Linked DNA regions of Homo sapiens: region 2 is linked to region 1. A link is an interaction called in ENCODE POLR2A ChIA-PET data of the cell type or tissue named here. Cell type or tissue: MCF 10A. All regions are shown on one strand. Each heading gives the region's core, and the rest is flanking DNA. Links, peaks and the distances in the headings are about the cores only. Region 1 has its middle 53 kb from the start of COPB1. Region 2 overlaps SPON1 (spondin 1).

Region 1 (2,913 bases), core at 217-2,716:
TATCTCTGATGTTTTATTTTCGCCTTTCTTCATTTTCTATTTTCAGTGAACAGACATTAATTAATAGTTACTAATTTTTAAGTTTAAAAAGGCCATCACTTAGTGGAGAATCAAGGCTTGATTTCAGCCAGGGGCAAATTCAAGCAGATAGCACAAGGCAGCCAGGTTCCACAAAATAGGGATGAAGTCAGAATAGCAGTCACATCAGACATGTGGTTGGCATACTTCCGATTTAAAGGGCAGTCCTAGGCAGTGGCTAGATACACAATCCAACCCTCTAGGGGAGCTGGGGGCCAGAGCAACTCAGGTCCTTGTAACTACTTTAATTCCTGAAAACCTTTCTTAATTACCCTCCCCATCTACCAGCCACTGTCTACTCCATTCACCTAATTTATTTCCTTCCCAGGACTTACTCTGAAAACACCTTATTTGGTTGTTGTCACAGGAATGTAAGCTCATGTGTGCAAAGATTTTGTCTATCTTATTCATCATATACATGCTGTGACATGAAGAGCGCCTGCACAAAATAGGAGCTCAATTAAAAAGAGAATTAATGCAAAATCAAAACCCACCAGGGAATAAAAATGAGGCAGAAATCCAGCTGTGCCTTTGGGATCTACAAGTGTGAGGGGTCAGCAATTATGAGTTCACCTTGTGGGGTTGGATTCAAAGTAAGGAATATAAGCAAATAAATACAATTTCAATGGTCTTTTTTCTTTTCAAAAAGCAGTTATCACATTTTTTAAAAATGGTGATGACACTTCCAGAAGAATATGACACAGTCTCTATGTATGAACTTATTGGAAGTCTGGGCTAAATGAGTAACTTCCTGAATGACATGAAAAGTGATGAGGCTCTGGCATTCTGGAAAAACTTGATACAAATTGTACACTAAAGTAATTCCATGGAATGATATTTAAAAGTTTAAATGGCTACTTAGTCTAAAAGATTTTGGCTTAAAGTTAAATGAATATTTCTTATACACATCAAAATCCCTGGCATAACTCAGTTTTTATGGGACACAAGGAAGCAGAGAATTCTGAGTTTTATGTCAAACTTTTTGTGAACGAGCAAGTAGGAAAAATGAAAGTGAGAGGGGACAGCTGAGACTTTCATTCATCTTTTATATGCCACACACTAACAAGCCATGAATTTTCTCATTTAATAACCCTACAAGGCAGGCACTATTTATTTCCATTTTCCACAACAAAAAAATAAGGCTGAAATAGATTGACTTGCCCAAGATCACAGTTAATAAATTACAGAGGAAAATCTAAATTCCAGGTTTATTTGATTCTAGAGCCTGCATACTTTTTATTTACCACACTTGCCTCTCCAGCATTCCTGGAAATCCCCTTGATGAAATATATTGCTCATCTTAAAAAGAAAAAAAAAGGCAATAATATGGCTTAAAAGGAAGCAGGAAGTAATAGGAAAAACTAAGTAATTCACAAACTATTAGGTTGAATCACATAAAATTGCTGATACTTGACTTTTTTTAACCCATAAAAGAAGCAGTTTCATATACTTCAACCTCATGGTATGGTATTATTTCTGTGGATAAAGATCACCATGACAACCCTATTAATAACTACTCCATCACTCATCTGTACACACCTTTACTGATTAAATTTCATGTCATTTCAGTAATGGCTTAAGACAGGAAGTGTTTTACATATGAGGAAGAGCAGATTTGATAACCCTACCCATTTTTCAGAGTAGCATTTGCCCTTAGGAAAACATGTTTAAGTTTTTTTAAAAGCTCCTACCTGTCCCTTACTCCCTGCCCCTTCCATGTCCCACTTTCCACATCATGTTCTGTCAAAATAACTTTTTTTTTTTTTTTCTAAAAAGAGACAGGGTCTCGCTCTGTTACCCAGGTTGGAGTGCAGTGGCACAATCATAGGTCAATGCAGCCTTGAACTCCTGGGCTCAAGCAATCCTCCCACTTTAGCCTCCCAAGTAGCTGGGTCACCATGCTGGGCTATTTTAGTTTTTGTAGAGACAGGGGTCTCACTATGTTGCCCAGGCCAGTCTCAAACTCCTGGGCTCAAGCAATCCTCCCACCTTGGCTTCCTAAAGTTCTGGAATTACAGGTGTGAGCCACTGCACCCAGCTTAAAATTACTCTTGAATTTTGCTTCTACAGTTGGCTTCTAACTGGTCTCCCACACTTCCAATCTATTCTCCAAAGGTTTTTTCCTAAATGCAAATCTGGGCTGGGCTCAGTGGCTCACACCTGTAATCCCAGCACTCTGGGAGTCTGCAGCAGGAGAATCAGTTGAGGTCAGATGTTTAAGACCAGCCTGGACAACACAGCAAGACCCTATCTCACAAAAAAGAAAGAATTTTAAAAATTAGCTCAGTGTGGTGGCATACACTTTAGTCCTAACTACTTGGGAGGCTGAGGTGGGAGGATTGCTTGAGCCCAGGAGTTCAAGCTTACGGTGAACTATGGTTACGCCACTCACTGCACTCCAGCCTAGGTGACAGAGCAAGACCCTGTCTCTTAAAAAACAAACAAAAAGCAAATTTGTCACTATCTGCTTACAATTTGCCATCTCCAGCCTAATCGTATTGCCTCCCAAAGATGCTATGTTGAATAGAACCCAATTCTCTGTGTCATGTACCTCTGTGACTTTCTCCCACCTGTTTTGTGGCTGGAATGGTTTTTTCACCCCTTTTCCCCCATCCCTTATTTGACATTAAGCAGCCAAATTTATGCTTTTCAAGGCTTAATTCAAATGTCACCTCTTTATGAAACTATACCTGACTCTCCTCTGATAGCCACCAGTTTTCTGTGCTCTCACAGCAATTGATACATTTTTCTATTTTAAGACTTTCAAGCAGTGCTCTGATTAGGTGTTTCTGTGCCCTTAAAATATTCACCAGACTTTATCTTACTCTTAGTAAC
Region 2 (2,913 bases), core at 109-2,608, 190 kb before region 1:
CCTTTCTGTCTCAGTTTCCTCAACAGTCAAATGGGGATAATAAAAGAACTTGCTTCATACAGTTGTCAGAATTAAATGGGATAAAACATGTAAGGCTCTTAGAATGGTGCTGGTACATGATGAGTACTCAATGAATAGCAGCTGCTCTTATTCTTACCATGACAACTGTGTATGGGATCATTGGGAAGATGAAGCCATGGCATGTAAATAAGCCTTGAGCTTTTCAAAATTACCTACAATGAGCCTGCATGTGTCTGGAAACAATGCCAAGATGAGGGACTGAAAATGAGAAGACGTTCATGTGTTGAGAGGAAGGGATAATAAGAATCATTCTGCTTATTTAGATTAGATATTTATTAGCAAGATGTTAAACTATTATCTTTAAAGGGAAGTGGATGGCTGCTTCCATCCCAGGAGCACCCAGGCTCACTGAAGTCAGTCTGGCAGCATGGCTTTTCTTGTCCCCAGATAAGCTGGTATGGGGAGAGGGCCAGTGGCAGCTCCCATAGGTTCCCAGGGAAAACATGTCAAACACTCTTTCCAGATGACACCCCTGAAACCTGCATCTACTCCAACTGGTCCCCATGGTCCGCCTGCAGCTCCTCCACCTGTGACAAAGGCAAGAGGATGCGACAGCGCATGCTGAAAGCACAGCTGGACCTCAGCGTCCCCTGCCCTGACACCCAGGACTTCCAGCCCTGCATGGGCCCTGGCTGCAGTGACGAAGGTGAGGAGACAACCCAGACCAGCCAGGGGCTGGCAGGAGTTCAGGAAGGGAGGGTCTGCCTAGCAGTCAGACAGTGTCCCTGGTGAGGGCACAAGGACCCTGACAGTAGATGTCAGTGGGGTCCACCTTGGGCAAACTCCTATCTGCAACAGTGTCTTGAGGGCTCTGAACACAGAATCTCTCTTATATCAAAGGAATTCTTGAGATTGACCACCCCCTCCTTCTTTTACTGAAGAGCTAACAAACATAGATACAACTTATGACAAGTTACAGATAACACATAGCCTGCTTCTGGGCCTTAACTCCAATCTCTTCTTAAGGAGCCTGTTAACAGTCAGCCCAGATTGAATCTAGATCCATTGCCCTAATTCTGTCATTTACAGCCCCTCATCTGTGTTCCACCTCAGCGTGAGTCAGAGCACTCTCACTTCTTTGTGTCAGGACCTTTGGGCTGATTGCAGAAATTCTCAGTCTATTTGCAACAGTGCAAAGGTCAGCCTTTAAGTATAATCTTGCAACACCTATATCATGATGGCTCAAGCTTCAAGATTGCACTAAGCTGATTGCTGTGCAAAGGTCAGCTATCTGCTTCCCAAGCCATGACCCCTTTCTCTGCCTGATAGATCTACGCTATTCTGCCCTGATCTTATAGGATGCCATAAGGCAATGGGAAGGCACTGTATAGGCTGGACTGGTGTATGGCAGGGAAAAAAACCACTTCCAAGCCGAGGATAAAGAAAGCAAGCTTATCCCATGCAGGTCATTAATTCCTTGGCTCTGCCTAGAGGGAGGCTCTTAAACACCTCTCCCAGTGTTGCACTTTCACGATGGTTTATTGCTAGCTCATTTTGCCCACAATAAGCACTTTGGAGGGGAGTAAACCCTCCCCGTAGACTAAGTCATTCCTACAAACAGGCGGGAGGAAAGCTGGGACTGGCCTGTCAACATTGAAGCCTCTTTCTTGGGGCTGGGACTGGGGAGCTAAGCTGAGGAGCTGAGGTCCTTAACCTCCCCTTCCACAGGGAAGGATTGTTCCTCATACAAATGGATTATGATTTATCTTAAATTATATGTAGATTAAATTATATCTTATCTTAGATATATGCGTGTACATTTTTTAAACACCATCCTTTCCATACAAGCATCTTTCGAATGTATTTTCATGAGATAAAGAGTAATTCTGAGTGTCCCATGCACCTGGAAAAGAGGCATTTCCTCTTAGAGAACTTTGCCAGTTTAAGGATTTAGACCTCTTAGGTGTGCAGACAACCTCAACTGCCTGACTCCTCTTGATTCCCGCTGGCGGGAAGTTCCCACCGCGCAGCCTGGCAGGCGCCCCTGCCACCGTGCACTGCTGCAGCGTTCACTCGGTGTGTTGCAGACGGCTCCACCTGCACCATGTCCGAGTGGATCACCTGGTCGCCCTGCAGCATCTCCTGCGGCATGGGCATGAGGTCCCGGGAGAGGTATGTGAAGCAGTTCCCGGAGGACGGCTCCGTGTGCACGCTGCCCACTGAGGAAACGGAGAAGTGCACGGTCAACGAGGAGTGCTGTGAGTGGGGGCCCCGGGCGGGCAGGCGGGCAAGTAGGTCGGGGAGGCAGCAGGTGCGACTCCAATGCCGCTGGCCTCCCCAGCTCCCAGCAGCTGCCTGATGACCGAGTGGGGCGAGTGGGACGAGTGCAGCGCCACCTGCGGCATGGGCATGAAGAAGCGGCACCGCATGATCAAGATGAACCCCGCAGATGGCTCCATGTGCAAAGCCGAGACATCACAGGCAGAGAAGTGCATGATGCCAGAGTGCCGTGAGTGAGAGCGGGGGTGGACTTGGAGGAGGCCACTGGGGACAGGCGTGGAGGGCCATGGCATCCACTATTACCACCATAAAGGTCGGAGGCTGAGCAGAGGAAAGCATGGCCCATGGTCCTTGCTGGGCACTGCTGGGAGCCAGATGAGAGACATAGGTGTGTAGACATCAACCAGACCCAGAGAGAGTAACCTCCACTGGGGGACATTCTAAGCAATGCTGGGGTGGCAAACTGGTGGCCTCTGGATAGAGAATTCACCTGCAGCTGTGTTTTATAGGAGTGTCTTTCTTGCAGTGGTGGGGAGGAGGGCCAATACATTTAGGCGGGACATACATTACCCAGGTCCAGCCCACTCCTCCCACTCCTGTTGTACATTGGAC

What was found. Peaks named below come from ENCODE experiments on the same cell type or tissue, not always from the same donor. Only the 100,000 strongest peaks of a DNase experiment are listed, where the experiment ranks them.
Region 2: POLR2A ChIA-PET joins it to region 1 with 6 read pairs; 5 of 35 experiments call an interaction of 5 or more read pairs at or near these places.

What each region holds. Positions count from the first base shown.
Region 1 is chr11:14,445,496-14,448,408 of GRCh38, forward strand. No RefSeq gene overlaps it. Among named protein-coding and RNA genes, the nearest start is that of COPB1, 53 kb to the right of the region's middle. In MCF 10A, for the core only: no CTCF peak of the experiment used is centred there; no DNase peak of the experiment used is centred there.
Region 2 is chr11:14,257,172-14,260,084 of GRCh38, forward strand. SPON1 (spondin 1) reads left to right here. Exons shown (of 16, transcript NM_006108.4): 11 at 545-727; 12 at 2,109-2,279; 13 at 2,363-2,530. Among named protein-coding and RNA genes, the nearest start is that of RRAS2, 100 kb to the right of the region's middle. RefSeq lists enhancers at 1,721-2,245, 2,246-2,769. In MCF 10A, for the core only: no CTCF peak of the experiment used is centred there; a DNase peak (open chromatin) is centred at 1,190.